Linked DNA regions of Homo sapiens: regions 2 and 3 are each linked to region 1. Evidence: chromatin loops called from intact Hi-C (ENCODE). Cell type or tissue: B cell. All regions are shown on one strand. Region 1 overlaps ATXN10 (ataxin 10). Region 2 overlaps WNT7B (Wnt family member 7B). Region 3 overlaps ATXN10 (ataxin 10).

What was found. Peaks named below come from ENCODE experiments on the same cell type or tissue, not always from the same donor. Only the 100,000 strongest peaks of a DNase experiment are listed, where the experiment ranks them.
Region 2: a loop joins it to region 1, with 3 times the contacts of the local background. A loop is called at or near these places in 2 of 110 quality-filtered maps.
Region 3: a loop joins it to region 1, with 2.4 times the contacts of the local background. A loop is called at or near these places in 4 of 110 quality-filtered maps.

Annotation. Positions count from the first base shown.
Region 1 is chr22:45,772,217-45,780,216 of GRCh38, reverse strand. The region is part of intron 9 of ATXN10 (ataxin 10); the gene reads right to left. Among named protein-coding and RNA genes, the nearest start is that of MIR4762, 16 kb to the right of the region's middle. RefSeq lists a silencer at 2,522-2,581. In B cell, no CTCF peak of the experiment used is centred here; a DNase peak (open chromatin) is centred at 4,486; H3K4me3 peaks cover 1,084 bases; H3K27ac peaks cover 1,516 bases.
Region 2 is chr22:45,943,879-45,951,878 of GRCh38, reverse strand. WNT7B (Wnt family member 7B) reads left to right here. Exons shown (of 4, transcript NM_058238.3): 2 at 1,733-1,959. Among named protein-coding and RNA genes, the nearest start is that of WNT7B, 29 kb to the left of the region's middle. In B cell, no CTCF peak of the experiment used is centred here; DNase peaks (open chromatin) are centred at 3,608 and 4,398; H3K27me3 peaks cover 198 bases.
Region 3 is chr22:45,679,586-45,687,585 of GRCh38, reverse strand. All of the region lies in intron 1 of ATXN10 (ataxin 10), which reads right to left. Among named protein-coding and RNA genes, the nearest start is that of ATXN10, 12 kb to the right of the region's middle. In B cell, no CTCF peak of the experiment used is centred here; DNase peaks (open chromatin) are centred at 3,285, 3,695 and 4,145; H3K4me3 peaks cover 420 bases; H3K27ac peaks cover 2,447 bases.

The sequences.
Region 1 (8,000 bases):
AGCTACTCAGGAGGCTGAAGCAGGGTAATCGCTTGAACCTGGGAGGTGGAGGTTGCAGTGAACCAAGATCGTGCCACTGCACTCCAGCCTGGGTGACACAACGAGACTCCGTCTCAAAAAAAAAAAAAAAGATGATGCAGTCTGCCTTTTTGTTTGTATAAGCGTTTTTATTTGGAATTTCACGAATGTAGAATACTTAGATATTAAAAACATTAACTTCAAATGTTTAAGGGCAAGGACTCCTGATTGGTAAAATCATTGGAGTATACTTTTCCACTTCTTTATCAATCAGAGATTTTTTTTTCAGAAACACATTATTAATTCCTAAATATTTTAAAAATGAAAGCCCCAGAAGAATGGCATGTTTCCAAATAAAGTACGAATGATTCTTTTTCTTTGTACTCTCAAAAAGTATGTACGAATTCTATTTCATCTCTGCTAGATCACAAACCACAAACTACAGATTTCAAGTCTTCGCTTTCTTGTCTGTAACCATGCAAGGCAATATAGAATTGGTCCTTTCACAGCATCTGTGCTTTCAGATCTAAACTTTTCCTACAAGGTTATGTACCAAAGGAAGAGCATTAGAGGAAAAAGGATACTACATAAACACCACATAAAAATGACAAAGATGCCTACTGAGGCCTGAAATCACTACCAGTGGTTGCGTACTGCAAGACGGCCACTCACCCCAACAGCAAGTCTAGTCTCGCTCCCAGCTGTGAAGTTTCTCTCCTTAAAAGAACAACAACAACAACAAAAGCCCAACATAACCCTCTTCCTTCCAGTCCGTCTTTAGTCTTCTGAATTATAGTCTTCTGAATTATATTCTGGAGTCTCAGAATGCCAGAACTGGAAAGTGCCTTCAGTGACTATGTGGTCCAACAAAAATCATACTTCCACTTACATACGAGGCCCAAGAAAGAAAATTATCCTCATTAAGAAGTTGAAGAAATTGATAATTTCTCGAGATGAGTAGGGTCCTGTTACTCCAATATTATGCATTCTGTACTTAGAAACATGAAGAAATAGAGGTGTTGCTTCATTATGAAAGGGAAGAAGTGGTGGCTTCTTGCAGGAGAGAAGAACGATGCAAAGCTTTATTTTGGGGAATCTGGTCACAGAGAAAATTCATAAATCTCATACTCAAGAGCTGAAAAGAGCCTGGAAAAACTCAGTCCAGTCTCCTTACTTTACAAACGAGGAACACAGCAAAATTATTTTCCCCAACTCATATAATCAGGAGCTTCTAGATCCTCTGATACTCTGTATCCATTCCACTCACCAGACATGCCTGAGTGCCAAGATGGAGAGTGCTCACATCCTAGGACCTTTTTGTACAAATATCAAATTAATTAATTATCAAAATTGAATGTATACAAAGAAACTAGTATTAATTTCATATATTAATCAAATGTTTACTTTTCCCATTCTCATCTTTTCCATGTGAGCCATCCTGTGTACCAAGAACAATCTTGTCAATCTCAGACTGCTCTTAGCTGGGAACTCAGTGACACGATTTTATTCACTTAATGGAGAATCCTAATTTCATACAAGCTCCTCTCTCTCTTTTTTAGGCTAATTGTACCAGATATATGCCCAATTACTTCTAATCATTCGTTATTTCAGTAAAAACCTCAAGAATAGTAAACGCGGACTTATAAGGGTTCCAACTCTGAACAGAGGTTCTACTTTGTTTTACACATTAACAACCCTATAGTTAGCATAATAACGAACACACTGAGCATGTACTCTACTTATGCTTTACAGGTATCATATATTAATTCATCTCATCCTCCCTAGGAGGCATGTACAATTATCCTCATGAAGATAAGTTTCACTGAGACGCAAGCTCCATAAAGGCCAGTATTCGTTCACTGCTGTATTTCCTGAGCTTGGAGCAGGGCCTGGCACATAGTAAGTTCATAATATATACTCACTGAGTAAATGGATAAATGACATTAATAGGGGAAAAATTAAGGTACAAAGAGGTTACAGAACATGATCAATGTCATACAGCTATTGCATAACACAGCTGGGATTCAAACTACTGAGTTTTTTATTGCATTAAGTCAGGGGCCAGCAAACTTTTTCTGTAAAGGGCTAGAAAATAAATAGTTAAGACTCTGCAAACCATACGGTCTCCACTGCAACTACTCAACTGTGTTGTTGTAGTGTGAGAATGGCCATAGGCAATATTAAAGAAATGAACACAACTATGTCCCAATAAAACTTTATTTACAAATAGAGGCCCACAGCATAGTCTGCTCACCCCTACATTAAATCCTCATAAGAATCAAGCTCTTTCCACTACACCTCATGGTCTCTATGAAAGGGAGACTTGCAGACCATTCATGCAGTAGGAATTTGCTTTTGCATTTTTAGGCTATAAAGCAGAATCTCAATTCTCATTTGCATCTTGAAATCAGAACCATGACTCCAGCAGGCAGCTAGAGCTTAAGTGAACAGGCAGGTGCGGAGGGGTGCGTGCAAGTGCACAGACATAGTTAATCCAAAATCTGTTTTCACAAGAAAATCTGACCTTACATTAAGCACTGTGATCTGGAAACAATGCAAAGACTCCATCTGGAAGACAGGCAGGGCACAGGATTGGCCATTTCTGTTCTCATAAGGAAAACAGCCTAACCAAACTAAACACTAACCTGGTTAAACGTGAGGCTGAACATAGCTGAATGCATTAATCATCAGACAGGACAATAAAGGAAAATATGCAAGCTCTCTCCCAACTGTTTACCACTTGTATTTTTCTTGGAACAGAAATGCATTTTATATATTATATGAACCTGTAAAAAACACATACCTGGTAAAACATTTGAACATATACTCTAGATCAAGAGAATACTAAAACATGAAATATTCCATCATCATTAAAGAATTTTGAGTTCACAAAGGTTTAAACACCCACCCGACTCCAGCTATGGTAACAACGACATAACAGAAACTAAACAGCACTTTATGCTAACTGGATATAATCTTGATAATTATAGGCTATTCAGTGTGTAACAAAGTATGACAAACCTCTCCCTAAGGCTGATCCATCTCAGTAAGTAAGGTATCACTTAGGAGTAACATGGCAAAGTTTGAACAGGAAAACCCAAATGAATTATTTTTCGAAATATAAAAGTAGCTTTCTGGTTTATTTAAAATTAATGCTCATGCATACATAAAGTCATTCAAGTTCATCGTTGTCCACTATTCAAATGACATAAATATTATTTGCCTCAAAAAGTTCAACTTGATACATTTATTGAGAAATTATGTGCAAAAATGATGCATAGGAATAAAAAGCTGAAAACGGTACAGATCCTTCCATGAAGAAACTTTTAAAAACTCTTGTCTCAGAATCACTGGCAAAAACATAATTTAATTAGAATACCAATGCTTAAAAAAACTGGCAGCAGCAGTTAGTATTTTGGGTGATATTCATATACCAAGCATCACGTGATATACTTTACATATATTATCGTTTGTGTTTATAGCAATGCAGCAAGACATAATGCATGATTTTCATTTTCTCTATTGAGAAAGCTAGGGCTCAATTACTCTTGCCCCAGATCACACAACTAGTGGGCAGCTGAGCCATGCAGGCTTCCAAACCAGGCTGCTTGGCCTTCAAGTAGAAACTTCTCTTCCATATCAGTTTAATTGCCTTAAAGCAGGGTTCCAACTTTGACATTAAAAAAAAAAAAAGGTATCAGGGAGTGCAAATTATATGAAAAACTTCATATGGCTGTGGGTGTGTGAACTTTCCTGAGAGGGGAAAATTTTAAGGGGTAAAAAATGAAAGGTGGTCAGACAAAATATCCATGTCACGCATCACACCTGCAGACATGATCATCTTCGTTTTAAACACCTTCTTCAGTGACATGCTTATGAAAGTGCTTTATAGAATGGAAAGTGCTATCAAAAGATTGGTTGTTATTAACAAAGCAACAAGTGGGTGGTTTATGATTAAGGTAAACCATGGTCCACATTAAGTTTTAGACAGAAAGAAATGGAAACAATCACTGAAGCCTTTACACAACGGGTGTTTTTTTATTCTGCAAACTACTACCTCTGGTTAACCGTAGGCTTACAGAGTATATCACCATCTTGATTTCGAGGACATGAAAACTAAAGTTCAGAAAGGTAACAGGACATGCTCAAGGGTGGTGATGCACAGCCCTGGGTTCCCTGAATTGGGTCCCCCTCCAGCAGACAGGTCAAGTGTGGGTCAAGGACGGAACCAATGGGCTGTGGAGTGGCCACAGATGTCGGTGCCCATGGTGGCTCCACTTAATCTCCGGGAGCTCCAGGTTTCAAACACCAGCAAACGGATGTTAATGTTACCTCCCGGCTGGCTGTGAGGGGCGGAATGATCTATCAGGTTAGAGGCTGTAGAATATTTATTATTGGTGCTACCGTGCTAAATAAATCGGAGACCCAGGTCATGACATGAGGCACTAATGAGGAAGTAAAACTTGAAGCATGGAAACTACTCAACCGCTGTTTTTCACTAAATCTCTCTCAATAACAATACTGCAAGTCACATTTTTATTATAAATAGTCACACGAAGGAGAAAAACAGTGTCATTACACAGGCTAACACTGACGAAAGCCATGTTTGGCAGTCACCTAATTCTAACCATATTTTCCAATATTAACTGCATTTTAATAAAACTGAGACACTACAGAATAACTATTTCTGAACCTGCTTCAACAAGTAAACAAGAAAATGTTTGAACAGAATAAAGACAACTAAATATGGAATGAATATAAACTTTCAGCAAGCACCCACCCGTTCTACAAACCCTCACAATGTTTGTGTTTTCCAACTTGTCTCAATTTCTTACAAAATCTCCATGAAGCCACTTAAGAGAGGGTGCACCTCAGCTAACAGGCCCTATGTTGAGGTCCAGATGTGAACACAGGGACAGGGACACAGCCCCATGCCCAGGACCAGTAGCCTCCTGTTATGTCCAGCCCTCCCAGTCCTCCATGTGCACACATCTGTCCCCTGCCCACTGCCATCCCCTCCTTCTCTAGGAGTGGTAAGGACTGAGGGCCAGTGTTTCTCAAAGAAGGCCCCAGACCAAAATTCCCACCTCTAGAAATGGTGGAGTCCTAAAATCTGCAGAGTGGATAAGTGCTTCTGGTAATACAACACTAAAGTTTTACAAACTACCAGAAAAAGGGATGGGGAAAAGGCAAAACAAACAAACAAAAAACTTTAGTGTTTCTCCGACCCCTGCCTTTATTTATTTATTTGTTTGTTTTGAGACAGAGTCTCACTCTGTCACCCAGGCTGGCGTGCACTGGCGTGATCTTGGCTCACTGCAGCCTGCCACCTCCACCTCCCAGGTTTAAGTGATTCTCCTGCCTCAGCCTCCCCAGTAACTGGGATTACAGGCGCGTGCCACCACACTCAGCTAATTTTTGTATTTTTAGTAGAGACAGGGTTTCACCATGGTGGTCAGGCTGGTCTCAAACTCCTGGCCTCAAGTGATCCGCTCACCTCAGCCTCCCAAAGTGCTAGGATTATAAGCGTGAGCCACCGCGTCCAGCCCCCCTGCCTTTATTTTGTAAAAAACATTAAACATCCTTTCTCTTTTTCAGGAACCTGACATGGAAGATTTCCTAGAGTTGGGATCCTTTGCTGTACAACACTGGTCAGGACTGGAGAGGCAGGGAGGTGTCAGGTGGACATCTGGAATTTCCTAATAGCGATCTCCTCTTACATCAAAGTAGTAGTTCCCCTCTGCCTGTAAGGCAGACTTCATTTCCAACATAAGGAACAGGAGACCTGGAGCTCTCCCACAGGACTGCTTGCTCGCACACTGTGTCTGCATTATCTGTCTCACTCCAAAATAGCGATGCAGGGACTGGTAGGGACAGGCTGCCATTCCAGACAGGTGCAGCTCCTGCTCTCACTCTACTGGACAGATGGCCATGGTCAACAGTCACAGAGTTATGGAGGCCAAAAACTCCCCCAGCAGAAATGCCAAGTAGGAGGCAGGTGCCCCACCATGCCTACTAAGGCAGGGCCACCCCCAGACATTAGCAGGCTGTCACAGTACTTCCCAGAGTGCCAGCGCACACATGCACATGCTGAAATGGTGCTGGCTGAAGCACATGGCATCAAATGGTTCTTTCTGTCTGCAAGACCTGAAGAGGGGCTGTTTTGATGGCTTCATGTTTCTTACAATTTGTTTCTACAGGCCATTCTCTCTACCCAGACAGGACTGCAATGAGAAATCTACATAGTATCCCACTAATGGGAAATCATTACATAGAAATACACCTGTGGATAAACCCATCCTTCTCTTGTTCTTCCAATGGTTGAGTCTTTTAAAACAAACAAACAAACAAACATCAGTTCATTTCTTTTTTCTTTCTGTGGTTTTGTTTTTCTTGTGATTATTTTTTACTGTTTCTTCAGGTTTAATAATTCTTCATTCAGGCCAGGTGCAGTGGCTCACACCTGTAATCCCAGCATTTTGGGAGGCCGAGGTGGGTAGATCACCAGAGGTCAGGAGTTCGAGACCAGCCTGGCCAGCATGGTGAAACCCCATCTCTACTAAAAATACAAAAATTAGCCAGGCATGATGGTGCAGCCTGTAATCCCAGTTACTCAGGAGGCTGAGGCAGGAGAATCGCTTGAACCTGGGAGGTGGAGGTTGCAGTGAGCCGAGATTGCACCACTGCACTCCAGCCTGGGTGACAGAGCGAGACACCTATCTCAAATAAATAAATAAATAAATAAATAAATAATTCTTCATTCAGTAAAAAGTAGGTTCTGTTCCCATTTAACCCCCACAGAGAAGAAGGCAGGCAGGGACATCACAGCATGATCAAATAAGGCTTGTGACTCAATGAGACATAAAATGGCAATAAAAGGCATACAAATTGGAAAAGAAGAAATAAAACTTCATCCTTATTCACAGGATATGATTGTTTATGTAGAGAATCCCAGAGAATCTATTTTTCAAATCTCCTAGAATGAATGAGTTGAGCAAGCCCATACGACACAAGGTCAATGCAAAAGTTAACCATATTTCCACATGCGAGACGAACAACCAGGAACTGGCTATTTTTAAAAAGTAACATGTACAGTAGCTCCCCCACCACATGTTATACACAGTCAGCCCTTGTGTCTCTGGGTTCCACAGCGTCAGACTAATTCAACTGCAGATCAAAAATATCTTGGGGGAAAAAGACTTTAAAAATACAGTATAGCAACTATGCACACAGCATTTACATGTATTAGGTATTATAAGAAGTCTACAGATGGTTTGAAGTATACGGGAGGATGTACATAGGTGATATGCAAATACCATACCATTTTGTATCAGGGACTTCAACATCTATTTTTGGTAGCCACAGGGGTCCTGGAATGAATACCCCATGGGTACCAAGCAACCACTGTGCTAAAAATAAATCTAACAAAGCATACACAGGATCTACATGCTGAAAATGAGAAAACACTGATGAAAGACATCAGAGAAGATCTAAATAGAAAGACATTCCTGGTTCACGGATTGGAAGACTCAACACAGTAAGACATTGATTCCCCCCAAAGAGAGCTGTATATTTAACGCAATTCCAATCACAATCACAGCAGAGTTTTGTAGAGTTATGAAAAAGCTATTCTAAAATTTACATGGAAGGGTAAAGAAGATTAAATCACTAAAATAAAGTTGGATGAATCACACTACCCAATTTTAAGATTTACTGTAAATTGACAGTAATAAAGACAATGTTGTAATGGTGAAGAGACAGGCACAAATATCGACGAACAAAATAGCATATCTGGAAACAGACCCACACAAATTGGGCCATTTGATCTTTGACAAAGGTGCAAAAGCAATTCAATGAACAAAAAAGGATAGTCTTTTTAACAAATGCTGCTAGAATAATTCATCATCCATTTGCAAAACAATGAACCTTGACCTAACCCTCACACCTTATAGAGAGACTAACTCAAATGGATCCTAGATCTA
Region 2 (8,000 bases), 170 kb before region 1:
ACTGAAAACAGGCTCAAACAGAAACCTTACCCGCACGTTCATGGCGGCATCACTCACAGTAGTCCAAAGGTGGAAGCAGCCGAAATGCCCAGCCATGAATGGATACACAAAATATGGTCTGTCCACACAATGGAATATCACTCAGCCTTACAAACGCATGAAGCACTGACCTGTGACCACGTGGATGACCCTTGAAAACACGACGCTAAGTGAAAGAAGCCAGACGCCAAAGGTCACACAATGAATGGTTCCATCCATAGGAAACATCCAGAATGGGCAAATCCATGGGAACAGAAAGCAGACTGGTGGTTGCTGGGTCGGGGAGGGGAGAACGGGGAGTGACTGATGGGTACAGTTTCCTTCTGGGGTGGCAGAAATATCTGGGAACCTGACGGTGCTGGAGGTTGCACAACACCGAATGTATTAAATGCCACAGAACTGTACACTTCAAAATGGTTCATTTTATGTTATGGGAATTTCACCTCATTAAAAAAACACACAAGGCTGGGTGCAGTGGCTCACACCTGTAATCCCAGCATTTTGGGAGGCCGAGGCGGGCAGATGACCTGAGGTCAGGAGTTCGAGACCAGCCTGGCCAACACAGTGAAATCCTGTCTCTACTAAAAATACAAAAATTAGCCGGGTGTGGTGGTGGGCAACTGTAGTACAGCTACTCGGGAGGCTAAGGCAAAAGGATGGCTTGAACCCGGAATGTGGAGGTTGCAGTGAGCTGAGATCACACCACTGCACTCCAGCCTGCGCGACAGAGTGAGACTCCGAAACTCTGTCTCAAAACAAACAAACAAATGAACAAATGACAATCCCGCTGATATCACTTGAAGTAGAGTGAGCGTGACCTGCGGGTTCTTGTCTAGGGCTTCAGGTCCTGAGAGTTGCTAGGAGATTAATGACAAAGTTCCCCTCAGTGGACCACTGCAAGGCTGCAGTGTTGCAATAAGGCCCCTGCCAAGCCCGGCACACAGTAGGTGCTCAATTTGCTGCAGGCCTAATTTCTTCCTCTGCGTGCACCCAGTCACCCTGACAGGAGAGAAAACAGCAACAGCCACCATTCCCGGTGCGGGCTTTCTCCCTGTGGTCGTCTGAGCCTTTGGTTGGGTGGTGGGGGATGGGTGTTTTATACCCCCATTTCATGGGTGTGGAAACTGAGGCTCAGACGGGGAGTGCCTTCTCAAAGTTACACACAGGTCGGAGCTGGAGTCAGTACCGGATGGGCTTGGCTGCCGGCCTTTTCAGCAGCCTGCCTGGCCCAGGTGCCATGGAGGGGCCATCGGGGAATTTATAAATGAGGGGAAAGCCCCATTGGTCGGGGAGTTGGGGTCTGCCGCTTAGAGACAGCGCAGACAGTCCCGAGTTGGCGGCTGCCACATCCCAAGCATGATGCTGTCTGATCTGAAGGGCTGTGTATCTGACTCAGTGGCCTGGAGAGCTGTGGGACTTGCGGTTGCGTGATTCTCCATTCTGAGGCTCAGAGGCCTGGGTGTGTGTGGCTGGGGTCACGCGTGTGAGTTGGGGTGAACTGGTGTGGTCTCCTGGGGTCACGCATGTGAGTTGATGGGAAACAGCCCCTTGAGGGCAGGGATCTGCTTGTGCCCTGGTGGGCGGAGCTAGTGCAGGGCCTGTGACTGAGAGGCTGAGTGGGGGAAAGGTGTTGGGGGTGAGGAGGGGCGCTGGCCGCCGCCGTCTCACGGCCTCTGTCTCCTCCCCTCCACAGAGCACTGTCATCCGTGGTGGCCCTGGGAGCCAACATCATCTGCAACAAGATTCCTGGCCTAGCCCCGCGGCAGCGTGCCATCTGCCAGAGTCGGCCCGATGCCATCATTGTGATTGGGGAGGGGGCGCAGATGGGCATCAACGAGTGCCAGTACCAGTTCCGCTTCGGACGCTGGAACTGCTCTGCCCTCGGCGAGAAGACCGTCTTCGGGCAAGAGCTCCGAGTAGGTAAGGGCGCCTCTGGGCTCAAGGGGCCCAGCCATTGTGGCCAGGGGCAGTAGGCCAGGCCACCCACTGAAGGCCAGCCTAGGCCGCTGTTCTGCACACATCTCCTGGGGGGCCAATTTCTTTGCCTTCCTGTGAGCCCTTCTGCGTGCCTGGCCTGGCCCTAGGCAGCACCACTGCTTCTGGGGCAGGGGAGGCCTCAATGGGAGCCAGGCTGTGTGCAGATGAAGGTCCTTGCTCGGGGCTGGAGGACATCGTCGTGACGTGGCCGTGGGCCCTTGGGCCTGTAGGCTGGTGGCGCGGTGGTGCTAGCGGTGCCGTGCAGTGGTTGGGGCCCATTCTTTCGCTGCCTAGCAGCCGTGTAGAGGGAGGCACGTTACCTCTTCTGGCAGAACCTCCATTCCTGTATCTGGAGAGCAGGGAATAGTAACACTTACTGCAGGGGGTAGTTGGGGCACAGGAAGTGCTGTGTGAATGTCGTAGATTCCGAGAGTGGAGCTGGGTAGAGGGAGCCGAGTGAACTGTGCAGGATGCTCCAGCATGACACGTGGAGCACGGGGAATCCAATGGCCGGAGGGCAGGGTGGGTGGGCGGGTGTGGGGAGTGGTTTGATGGACACCAAGCAATCACCGAAACCTGCCAGGTGGGCTGGCAAGATCCCTGCTGCCTGTGCACAGCCCCTGAGGCCACAACCCCTCCCTGTCCTCACAGCCTTGGGGGTAAGGCTTCATCATGCCCATTTTACAGACAAGGAGACTGAGCCCAGAGAGGGGCTTTAAAAAGTGACTTTTGGGCCGGACCTGGTGGCTCATGCCTGTAATCCCAGCACTTTGGGAGGACGAGGGGGGTGGATCACCTGAGGTCAAGAGATCGAGACCATCCTGGCCAACATGGTGAAACCCCATCTCTACTAAAAATACAAAAATTAGCCAGACAATCCCAGCTACTTGGGAGGCTGAAGGAGGAGAATTGCTTGAATCCGGGAGGCGGAGAGAGGTTGCAGTGAGCCGAGATGGCACCATTGTACTCCAGTCTGCGTAAAAGAGCAAGACTCTGTCTCAGGGGAAAAAAAAAAAAAAAAAAAAAAAAAAAAAAGGGATCTTTGGAGCCTGACCTGGGTTTGAATCCAGCTGTGTGACCTTGAACACGTCACTCGGGGCTGCTCAGGGCCTCAGCTTCCCCACTGGTGATGTGAGCTCCGAGCCAGTAGGCCCTCGTGTGGGTCCCCATGGCTCTCCCAGGTGCTCAGTAAACTGCTGTTGTGTGCATGGGAGTGGGGCTAGTGATGTACCCTGCCCTCCAGGCTGTGGCAAGAGGCAGAGGAGGGGGGGGATAACTGGCAGAGTGCCAGGCTTGCAGGGGTGCCCAGCCCATGGGCATAACATGTCCTTCTGATCCTGGAGCCGAGCAGAGCCGCAGCTGCCGGGACACAGGCCAGACCTAGGTTCTGCAGGGCTTGGAACGCTGGTGTGGGGCTGGGGGTGGCGCAGGGGAAAAGCCCCTGGGGCCCGCTTTGTGGTGAGCAGCCTGTGGGTGGCGCCTGGCACAGCGAAGAGGGTGGCACCGCCCGCTCCCTGGGGCCCCACCACCCAAGTGCAGTTCCCTCCCTCCAGGTGCCAGCTGTGGCAGGCAGGGCTGCCCATCCACCCCAGTGGGGAGGGCGTCGGCACGAGTGCTCACTCATGCCAGGGCCCATCTGCCTGCCTGGCCCCTCAGCGCTGAGCTGGCGGGCTCAGAGGCAGCTGTGGGTGCCCCTGCCTCCCGGCCGAGCCCCCGGGGAGTTGTGGTGGAGCTGAGCGTCGATCAGGTGTCCCTCGCTGTTCCTGCTAATCCTTGCTGCCTCGCTGCGCCAGGAGAGGGGCAGACGTGGAAATCGTCCTGCTGCTCGACAGAGGGCTGGGAGCTTGGACTTTATTTGGGACCATGAGACATGGGGTGAGGGACGTGTGGGCCACCCTGGGCATCACTGTGGGGTCCCCGAGCTCGCCTGGGGATCAGGCTGTGTGGCATATGGCTGTGTGTCCTGTCCTGTTCCTCGATCCTGGGAGCGCTGCATCCCGTCTCAGTCTCTTCTGCTAGGGAGCCCACCTAAGACACCCCTGTTGCTTTCCCGAGCGTTTCAGAAGCAAACATTTTGGCAGAGCTGTCCACACCCACCATCCTCACCTCACACCCTTGATCGCCCCTACTGCTCTTGGTCTGGGCCGCTTGTGACCTTCCTGGTGTCAACTTTTCCCCTTCTTCCCTGGCTTCTGGGCCCCGGCTTGTAGCCTGGACTTCTCTGCCCAGTCCCAGCTGGGAAGTGGCAGCTCCTCCAGGTGCACCTTGGCCCCCTCGCCCCGCTCTGCCCTATTGGCCGCAGGCTCACTCCTGCTCATGGCTTCCATTCCCTGCGACCCATGCGAACCTCTGGCCTGACACACTCAGCACCCGTTACTTAAATCTCCTGTCCCCAGCTTTCTCCCGGCCAGTTGTCTCAGCAGAAACCTGGTATCATTTCCCCATACACCTCAGGGCTCTGCCCTATGGCTGCAGCATGGTCTGCTTTTCTGGCCCTCCCCTGGCAGCTGTCACTGCCTCCTGCCCACACCAGCCCTAGTTGCTGAGTTAAACAGAAGCTCTTCCTCCAAAACCTGCAGTAGCTCCTTATGGCCTCAGGATAAAGTGAACTTCTTAGCCGGGAATCTCAGTAGCTGCCTCCCATATTCACCCTGGTTCCCCACATCCCTTCTGAGAATCAGAGCTTCGGGCGTATCTGACTCCTCTCTCCTCCCCAAGCACGCCAGGCCCCGTTCCCCTTCCAGGGCTCAGCTGCGGGGAGTCATGAGCAGGAAGAGGGGCTGATCAGGGAGGCCAGCCATGTCCGAGGCCAGCTGGGTGCCCTGGCATGGGCTGGGAGCTGGGCCATAGGTTGGCAGGCTGCCAGGACACTCGTGGGAACAGCCACTCAAGCAGTGCCAATTAATGATTGGCCCTGAGAAGGGGCTTGGCCTGTGTGGGTGGGACAGCCCCTTTCAGGCGTTGACCTTGGGCTGTGCCTAAATCTCGAGGGCTGAAAGGGTACCCCTTAAAAGGGCAAATCAATCCCCTGTGCAAAGTTCCAATCCCTTTTCCATCACCTGGTGTGGGTGCTTGTATGCCTCTGGGGATGGGGCGCTCACTTCTCCCCATTAGACAGATGGTTTCTTCTAAGGACCCTGTGCTGGCTTTGCCCTGGGCCCCTGGGTTCCAGTTGCTCTGCTCGCCTCAGAGGGTCAAGGCTCACACTAGGCCCCCCTCCACTGCTGTGGTCCCCCTCGTGCCTGGAGGCCTCCTGAGCCCATCCCAGGCCTATTCCTCATGTGTCGAGAGAGGCTTGTCTCTTGTGTCTTCTGTTGACTGGAAATGAGCTTAGAGGTGACTGTCCCCAGCCGAGCAGTGTTCTGCCACGGTGGGGGCAGGAGAACGAAGGGGCAGCGTGAGCATCAGGAGAACCTCGTATCCCAGGAAAGTCTGTTGGAAACCTGGGGCCCCCCAACAAGGCAGGGAGTTTCAACCAGGCACTATCATCGAATCAGGGATGTCAGCAAGGGCTTCCCGGAGGGGGTGACCCAGGCCAGACTGGAGGTGAGCGCAGGGAAGGGGGTGCCAGGTGGACGGAACAGCATCTGCTGAGGCTCTGGGGCCAGAAAGCCGAGAGCACTTTTGCAGGAATGACAGGAGCTTCCAGGGCTAACAGGAGAGGCTGGAGGGTGAGGGCAGGGCTGGAGTACCAGTGAAGCTCTGGAGGGTCCAGAAGGCATAGGAGATTCTGAGCAGGTGAGGGCTTCCCTCTGCAGGCTGCTTCCTTCCAACCACTGCGCCGCCCCCATCCCCCTAGAGCCCAGAGTCCCCCAGGACCACGGGCCTGGGCCTGGGGCAGCGACTGCGTGCTCTTGGGCCCCCTAGCCCCACCCTTGAGCTGCCAGGGAATGCTGAGTCCTGCCCATCATGTGCTAGCCTCAGACATGACCAGGCATAGAGACTGCCCCTAATCCATGCTCACGTGAGCGGCCCGGGACACCAGCACAGCTGTCACCCGCTCCTGTTTGCTTTGGGGGCGAGCTCTGCGTGGGGAGTGTCTTCCTGGGCTGCACACAGCAGGGGCTCAGCAAGGGCTGTTGGCTGCTGGACAGCCTGAGGGGCCAAGGGACCCATCTCGGGGTATCTGAGAGGCCAGGGGTCGTGTGGTGAGAGGGTGACTCCCGGGCCAGGTGCACCTGCCGCCCTGCGGGGCTTTGCAGGCCAGGCCCAGTGACCCCCAGCAGGGACGAGGTCTCGAGGGCTGGATTCTTCACTTGTTCACTCTGGTGACCCCAAGCCACCTCTGGCAGGGAAGTGTTTGTAATATGGTGTGGACCAACCGACATGTGCCGTAAGTGTAAGATATGCATGGATTTTGAAGACTCAAATCCCCAAAGCAAATACAGTATCTCTTGAATAACTCTTCTACTGATTACATATTGAGATGGTAAGATTTTGGATATATTGGCTAAATAAAATATACTATCAAAATTAAGTTCACCAGCCAGGCATGGTGGCTCACACTTGTAATTCCAGCACTTTGGGAAGCTGAGGCGGGTGGATCACTTGAAGTCAGGAGTTTGAGACCAGCCTAACGTGGTGAAGCCCCATCTCTACTAAAAATTCAAAATTAGCTGAGTGTGGTGGCACATGCCTGTACTCCCAGCTACTCAGGAGGCTGAGGCAGGAGAATCACTTGAACCCGGGTGGTGGAGGTTGCAGTGAGCCAAGATCACGCCACTGCAGTCCAGCCTGGGCAACAAGAGTGAATCTCCGTCTCAAAAAAAAAAAATTAAGTTCACCAAAATTATTTTCACTTTTCTTAATGTGGCTACTAGAAAATTTCAGCGGACACCTGCGGCTCACCTGAACCTTCCGTTGAGCGGTGCTGCACCCATAGGGGACAGGAGGGGGTGGCCCAAAGTCATCTGGTCAGGGGCAGACGGGACAATTGAACCTGGATCTGACTGTCACTCCCAGGACACTGTCCTCCAGTGTGGGGTGGGGCAGTCTGAGGGTAGAGGGTCACTGAGCAGCCGTTTTCGGAGGACAGTCAGCGCGGGGGTGGGAGGGCAGCCACCTTCATCAGGCCTGGTTGTTCATCAGCCTGCATTCCTTGAGTGTCTGCTGTATGCCAGGCCAGGGCTTGCACCCAGGACACGATGGGTGAGCACAGGCCAATGGGGCCAGGCCGGGAGGCAATGCCTGCTGGGCCCAGTCTCGTGCTGGCCACACCTTGGTGGTCTGCAGGCCCCAGGCTGACGACCCTGGTCACTCCCCACCTCCACCCTCATCTCAGGGGCCCAGCCCAAGGCAGCTCAACAGACATTTCTGAGGCTCAGGGGCCAGGCAGCCAGGACTGTACGGACAACTGGGGCCTTGAAGGTCAGGGTCAGAAAGACTTTCCTAGCGGCGAAGCTGCCCAAGCCCACTCCTGGCTCAGGGTGGGACGAGGCCGGGGCTGCCCCTCCCCGGGAAGGCAGCTCACAGGCTCCTGGGAGGACGGAGCCTGAGGGGCTATGGCAGTGGCAGGGCTGTGGCCCTTCCTGGGGGTGGCATGGAGGCCCTGTGGGCTAGGCGGCTGCTGGTCCTCCAGTCCCAGTCCTTCCACATGGCCCCTCCGAGGCCACCTGGAACTCATGCAAGTTGGGAATTTTCCATCCTCCCCAGCGGAGCCCTGAGAGACGGACAAGAGTGGAGTGGGGATGGAGTCTGGCTGCAGAGAGGCTATGGCCAAGGACACAGGCCCTATCTGCCCGGGTCCCACTGTGTTACCCTGGGTGCAGCCTGGTGCCCTGGGGACCTTGATGCCCCACCTGCCTCATGAGGGGCCGAGGTGGGGGCTGGGACTCTGCCAGGATTTGGGGTTTCTCCTCAGAATGGGGACATGGAGGTCCCCGCAGAGCTTCCCACGTGGGTTCCGTGGGCAAAGGCTCCAGAGCCCTGGGCCACTGAGGCAGGACACAGACCCCGGGGTGGGTAGGGCCCCTCCCTCGGCCTCA
Region 3 (8,000 bases), 93 kb after region 1:
AATGCTATAGTCAAGTAAAAGTAGAGCTCTGCAACTTGAATAAGCTTCAATAACGCCTCTCTTTTCCTACTGAGATGACTAAGAATGTGTATTTACAGCTGTAAGAAAGCAGCGAGAATTATTTCTTTCACCTGATCCTTTGCCGTCTGCCTCTTATATGGGAACCACCTTTCCCCCGTGAATGGTCTTCCCTGAAGTCATTCCTTGCAATCGTAACATCTGTTTTACTCAAAATTGGTATCTAGCACAGCAAAAGCTTTGGAATCAAACTATGGTACAGACTAAACAAGACAGAAGAAAAGCAATATTCTTAAAGAAAATGGGAAAAATGATTTCCCGACCATAGAATAAATACTAAGTTCATGAACTATGTTGTGAATAATTCCCAATGCTACATGGTAATTTGTTATATATGCACCATGCCCTTATAATAATTTTAACCAAATGAAAAGCATTTAACTGAGCTAAGGCCAACCAAAACATTCCTGAAATCCAAATAACTATTAATAGCGACTAAAGAGTAATCATGACAGCATCTATTTGGCACACAATAATTCGCGTTTGCAGTATAAAGAAAAAATAATGTGGAGCTGTGATCACTGTCATATGCTCTCCCCAGGTTGTAAACCATGGATTCCTGAAAACCCCCGATTTCGCCAATCTTCTGTCTTTGCTCAAACATATCTCACCACCAGAAGAAAGTCCTCTCCAAATCTCCCAATCCTCTGCCTGGGAGAAACTTACATCTCCTTTTTTTTTTTTTTTTTGAGATGGAGTCTTGCTCTGTTGCCCAGGCTGGAGTGCAGTAGCGTGATCTCAGCTCACTGCAACCTCCACCTCCTGGGTTCAAGTGATTCTTCTGCCTCAGCCTCCTGAGTAGCTGGGACTACAGGTGCATGCCACCACGCCCGGCTAATTTTTTTGTATTTTAGTAGAGACAGGGTTTCACCATTTTGGTCAGGCTGGTCTCGGTCTCCTGACCTCGTGATCTGCCCGCCTCGGCCTCCCAGAGTGTTGGGATTACATGCGTGAGCCACTGCGCCTGGCCTGCATCTCCTTTCAAACCTTTGGGAAACTCAGACCTGGAGAAACTCCTCCACTTTTCCAGACAAACAGACTCCCTCTATGAAGCCCTGGAGATCTGTTCATAAGACTGGAATAACTTGTCCACATCAGATAAGATTTATATAACCTATCTCCCCGGCTAGACTGTTAAGTCCTTGAAAAATGGAGACTATCTTATTCTTTTCTGTATCTCTAGGGCCCAGAATTGGCACCCATTAATTGAATTTGTTCAAGTTTTAAACAGTGATGAGACTGTTTGCACACTCAAAAGTGGCCCCTGACTGCATCACAGCCTTGCTATGTAATCCAAGCACTTACAGAGCTTGTGCTCAGAGCCAGGAATCAAGCCTGACATAGGCAGTGAAATCAGTACCCTTTGAGTCAGCAACAGAAAGGGGAAAGTGAGGCATCAGCTCAACCCTCCCTTTCCCATTAAGAAATCCATATAATCTCTACTCAGAAACTTAAAAACGTGTCAGATTTTAAGATGTGAATATCATATAGATATTTTATGACTGCTGTTAAGCAAACATCGAATTTCTCCTTTCCCATTAAATGATACAGTGGATAAGCTTGAGGGTCTGGGAGGAGTTATAACCCAATTAACTGTATTTTAAATTTCTTAAGAGCAAAGAACATGTTTTAGATGTGTTTCCTTTTATAAATGGTGTCAGTAAAACTCTTCCTCTAGAGTCATATAATAAATATCTATAGCTTCTATTCACCATATTTTTATACAATATAATATGTCAACAACTTTCATCAGATGAGGACAAAGAAGCTTTTATTCAGTAACAGTAAATACTATGAAAGCATTTAACTCTTCTATACATCTTTACCTTCTCTACAGCCTTGAAAGAAAACTATTTGGCATTACAGATCCAGAATAGTCCTAGTATACTCTTGTCTGCAAAATCTACGTTCACTGTCAAGACAATGCAGCTAAATATGTGTAATGATTAACGACAATGAAATAGTAAAGATCAATCACTCCAATATTACAAAAGTTATTAATAATAACTGCTGTCATTTCTGCTTTAACCAAACTAACAAAAAATGTACAGCGACTTTAAAAAGCTTAGCTACTTCATTCACAGAAGGCGGAAAGTACTTACAAGGACAATTAAAATTCAACCGTTAGACATTCCTATTACAAAGGAATGCATACCCTGAAGACAATGTATAAATGAAATGTTACATTACAGAACCAAAAAAATCCTTTGAATTATACAAAAGGTAGAATTTCATTTCCCTCAAGTTTGAACAGATCTGTAGGGTTTAATCTTGGCAAGTTCTGTTTGAGTAAAATTAAAGAAAACTACCTGTGATTATATGTAACAGGTTAGATAGGTCTAATATACTGTATGCACACACATTTTACAGTTCAATCATCAGGTGGGACCTCCTACTGAAAAAAAAAAAAAAGCTACATGCTAGTCATTGTAATGCTACAACTAAGACCTTCATACTTGTTAAAAGATTTATTCTAATACCTTAGATTTACTTAAAAACTGGCATATGTGGTTTAGAGTAGTTTAACAACTGCCAGTGAGAAAAACTATTAAAATCCACACAAGTTCACAGATTAAAACAACAATCACTGGTTGTTATCTAAAACCATAATCTTGCTGATTTGACTGGGCAGGATTGAACAAAAACAGAAAATAAAAACATCTGTATCTCCTGCCACAAACAGCCTAGGGTAAAATTTTGAAATCTGCGCAGAACTCAAAACTTCTTTTCACACTCTTCTCTCCTCTTCTGTCACATCCAGGATTCCGAAGCCGTCCTGACAACCCAGACCAATCCATTTTGCAGGGTCACAAACTTTTTCTGTAAAGGGTCAGAGAGTGAATATTTCCAGCTCTGATGGCCAAACAGCCTCTGTCACACTCTCAACTCCCCCAGTGCACAAACGCAGCCACAGGAAACACCTAAACAAGTGAACATGGCTGGGCTCTAATGAAACTGTTTGTGGAAACTAAAATTTAAATTCATATAATTTTCATGTGTCATGAAACTTTATCATCTCCCCAACCATTTAGAAACGTAAAAAACCATTCTTAACTCATGGGTCATAAAAAAAACAGGTAGTAGGCCAGATCTGGCCATGGTCTGGCAACCCCTGCTTTAAAGGGCTCCAAACATACCAGTCCTCTCCCCACTCCCCAAAAACCACACACTTCCTCTTTCCCACTGTCCTCATCACATTGAAAATTCATCTTTCATCAGAACAAACGCACTGTGCTAAATGAAAGGAACTAAGGCGGCCAGGCGCAGTGGTTCATATGCCTATAATTCCAGTGCTTTGAGAGGCAGAAGCCAGGAGAGTTCAAGACCTGCCTAACATAGCAAGACCCTATCTCTACAAAAAAAAAAAAAACAAAAAAACTTGTTTTAATTAGCTGGGCTTGATGGTCTGTGCCTCGTAGTCCCAGCTACTTGGGAGCCTGATGCAGAAGGACTGCTTGAACCCAGGAGTTCAAGGCTATGGTGAGCTATGATCACAACACTGCACTCAGGCCTGGGTGACACAGCGAGACCTTGTCTCTAAGAAAACATGAAAAGAGAAGAAAATGAAAGAGAAGCTAAGAAAAGGTGAAATTAGCACAGAGGCAGAAAGTCAACCACTGGAAAAGACAGCCCAAGAGCAGAACTGTGTATACATGGTAACTTGGTAAATGGCATCTATCAATAGCATTAAAGACCTGGGGAAGATGGACTGTGCTCGAAGAGGTGCTGTAACAACTGTTAATCTAAAAAGAAAAAAACTGAATTGGATCCTTACTTACACTACCCAAAAAGTAACTCCAGGTGGATTTAGGAATTACATGGAAGACAAAATTGCAAGGCTTTGGAAGAAAATATAAGGAGAATGTCTTTACATGCTTAGAGAAAGATTTTGTACATAAGATATTATTTAAACCTTATTTTAAAAGTAGTATTTAAGCACAGATCCAAAGAAGGTGAGGGAGCCAACTATGCATCTTGCTGGGAGAAGAGCTTGGACTAGAGGCAAAGGCATACAGAGCACGTCACAGGGAAGTCAGGGCTGGCTTCAATGAACCCCAGTGAGAAAAGAGAAGTGCGACTCAGAGAGACAAGACAGAGCCACCCTGGACAGGCACAGTAGGCCACGGAAGGACGCTGGCTTTTATCCTGATGTGAAGCCATGGAAGGTTCTTTTTTTCGTTTTGTTTTTGAGACAGAGTTTTGCTCTGTTGCCCAGGCTGGAGTGCAGAGGCAGGATCTCAGCTCACTGCAACCCCCGCCTCCCAAGTTCAAGCAATTCTCATGCCTCAGCCTCCCAAGTAGGTAGAATTTCAGGCATGTGCCACCATGCCCAACAAATTTTTGTATTTTTAGTAGAGATGGGGTTTCACCATGTTGGCCAGGCTGGTCTCAAACTCCTGGCCTCAGGTGATCCACCTGCCTTGGCCTCCCAAAGTGCTGGGATGACAGGCGTGAGCCACCGTGCCCGGCCCATGGAAGGTTCTGAGCAGAGGGGTGACATCATCTGACTTACATGTTAAAAGGATCTCTTTGGCTGCTTTGTAAAGAATCAATCTTAAAGGGAGAAAGAGACGACAGCAGGAGACCAGTTAGGGGGCTGTTTTTGGAGCAGAGGGAAAGCAGCAGATACGGTAAACAGAAATCAAATTCTGGATATTTTAAAGATAGAGCCAATAGGACTTGATGATGGATTCTTATGAGGGTGTCTAAAAAAGGGGAGTGAAGGATGACATCAAAACTTTAGCCTGAGCCATAAATTGAAAGATGTATTTATTGTTTACAGAAACAAGAGTACTCTGAGGATATCTGGTGGATGAGAGGATCAGTAGAAATACAAGTAGAATGTGAAGTAGTCAGGTGAATAAACAAGTCTAGCATTCAGGAGAAAAATCTAGCTAAGCCAGGTGCAGTGGCTCATGCCTGTAATCCCAGCACTTTGGGAGGCCAAGGTGGGTGGATCACCTGAGGCCAGGAGTTCAAGACCAGACTGGGCAACATGGTAAGACCCTGTCTCTACAAAAAAAATTTAAAAAATAGCCGGGTGTGGTGGTGGATGCCTGTAGTCTCAGCTACAAGGGAGGCTGGGGTGGAAGAACTGCTTATGCCTGGGAGGTCAGGGCTGCAGATCGTGCCCCTGCACTCCAGCCTGGGTGACAGAGCGAGACCCTGTCTCAAAAAAAAAAACAAAGAAGTCCAGCTAAAGAAAAATGTTAGTCACCAGCAAACGGAAGTTATTAAAGCCACAAGATTGAGTGAGAATACTCTGAAAGTAAATATAGGCAGAAAAGAGAAGAGGTCTGAGGACTGAGTTCTGAGATCCGGGAAGGATTATCACTCAGGGAAATGGAGGGAGAGATTTTTCTTAGTATGGAAAAATTACAGCAGATCTATAAACTGATGAGTGCAATCCAATAGAAAGGGTAAAACTGATGATTTTTAAGGGGGGAGAGAAGAAGACTGCTGGAGCAATGTGTGCAAAAGGCAATGGAATTTAGTGCAAACTTAAGGGGAGCTCATATTCAGAGCAAGATCGCTAATCCACAGACCAGAAGCAAAGGCAGGCTACGGGCACAGATACAAGTAGGTGGGCAGAGAGGGTGATGAGAGTTCCTGGAAATTATCTTCTAGTTGCTCCTATTTTCAGAGAGCTGAGAGTGAGGATGAGGGAGATGGGATGGAGGTTTGAAGAGGGTGGAGCATGAAATACCTGACTCGGGGAGCAGGAGAGTCAAGGGACCAGGGCAAACAGCGGGACTGACAGGTAGCATTAAGGGCCACGTTAGTTAGTGATCAGCAAGTTAAAGTGAGAGCAGTCTGCACGGCTGTATGTTTTTCTCTAGCCTTGTTCAGCTATTTGGGTACTGTCGCAAAGGTAACAAGTTGGATTTGACCAGAGCTGGAGTTTTACCAGGCAAACATAACAAAGTTTAGAGAGGAGGCAGTGGAGTTGAGGATGTACATTAAAAAATGCTCTTATTACTCATCCATGGATCTAAGCCAGATCAAGATGGGAATGTGAACATTAAGAAGGGGAATGAAAAACAAAAGGGGTAGTAAATAGGAAATAGGGTCAAAAGACTGTAGGTCCTGGTGAGGTTAAAGACTTGATGAAGCAAGGGCCCTAAAGAGAAGATAAAACAGGGATTGGGACTCGAGATTGTGGGGGAAGGCAGCTACAGTTATGGATAAAGTCTAAGTAAGGTATGGCAATGTGTGTCTGAGATGGGATGGAGGTCAAGCTCACTAAGGGAGAGAAAGTCAAAGAAATTCGAGGTCAGGATAATGAAAGGAAAATCTATATAAACAATGAAATAACGAAGATTTAAGACAGGAGAAGAAATAGAGTGAAAAGTGAGCCAGGGCTAAACTCTTCAAGGAATGAGGCAGACTGACCCAAAGGTCTCTTTTAACCACAAAAGTGATTAAACAAGGGATACTCTGATGTCATGAGATTAAAAGTTGGAGTGGTCTATGGAGGAAAAAGGTCTGAAAGCAGCAATGACAATCAAGGAGAACTACCACACCTTTGAGCCAAGCATTGTACTGAGTGCAGGAGAGAAAACAGCCTCCCACTTTCAAGAACCCTGGGAAAGGCATGTCCTCAGAGCCATATTTCATTTAGATCAAGAAGATGAATGGATGTTTACAGAAGTTCAGGATACAGGGAATTTTGCTGAGGGCATAGAGAAGGATCTTAAGAACTGGGGAGTCAGAAGAGGATTCATGTAAAAAAACCTTAAAGGGTTCCAGGAACAGTGGCTCACACCTGTAATCGCAATACTATGGGAGGCTGAGGCAGGAGGATCACTTGAGCCCAGGAGTTCAAGACCAGCCTGGGAAACATAGTGAGAGCTAATCTCTACCAAAAAAAAAAAAAATTTTTAATTAGCGGGGCATGGTGGCGCTGTGATGGCACCACTGCACTCCAGCCTAGGTGACACAGTGAGACCCTATCTCAAAAAAACAAAAAAGCCTTAAAGGGATGACAGTTCAGAGAGTAAGAGAAAACCTAGGAGTTTCTCATATAACTTAGAAAATCTGTGTGAATTTCTAGCAAAAACCCTGCTGCAATTTTATTATGAATGGCATTGAATCCACAGGTCAATTTGGGAGGTATTGATGTCTTTGTTATTGAGGTTTCCTATAATACAATGGTGTATCTTACCACTTAAGTCTTTTTAAATGTCTTTTGATAGTTTTATAATATTCTCATTGATGATGATGATGACAATGACACCAACAACGAAAACGCTAACACTTAAACTGTGTCTATTAGGTGCCAGACACTGTTCTAAGCAGTACACAAACTCCTCAATAGCTATAATGAAAGAGCATCCCCCACTTATGGATCATCTCGTTAACTCTAATAACTTCTCTAAGCTTGTGGCCATCACAGGGCCCAGCTCACCCTACTGGTAGTCCCACAGTTCCTTTGCTTTTGAGTGTCATTGCCCACAGTCCAGTGACCAAGCCCTTGGGTCCAGTGACCACTACAAAAGACTGGAAGAATGAAAGAGCTGAGAAACTCTGCTCTGAGGGTACTGGTGGTCACAATCCTAACCTTATTTATTTCGATTGGTTTTATTTATTTCGGCTGGCTCAAACTCTTTCCTGTCTACTTCATGCATTTAAGATAATTGAATGTATGAGGTGGCTCACACTGACCACTTCTGTATTTTGAAGCTGAGTCAGAACACCTTACCAAACAATTCCATGTAGCATTCCAGCTCATGGCATAGGTAAAAATAAAGGAAATTGCCAGCACACTCTAAAATATGCTTTTTATAGTGTAACTTAATTGATGTTCTCTCTCAACAAAGTTGAGCTGAATCATGGTTGAGTCAAAACGCCATATGGCGTCCTCAGCCAAGCTGACGACTCGTGTGGGTTTTTGTTTTTTGGGTTTTTGTGTGTTTTGGTGT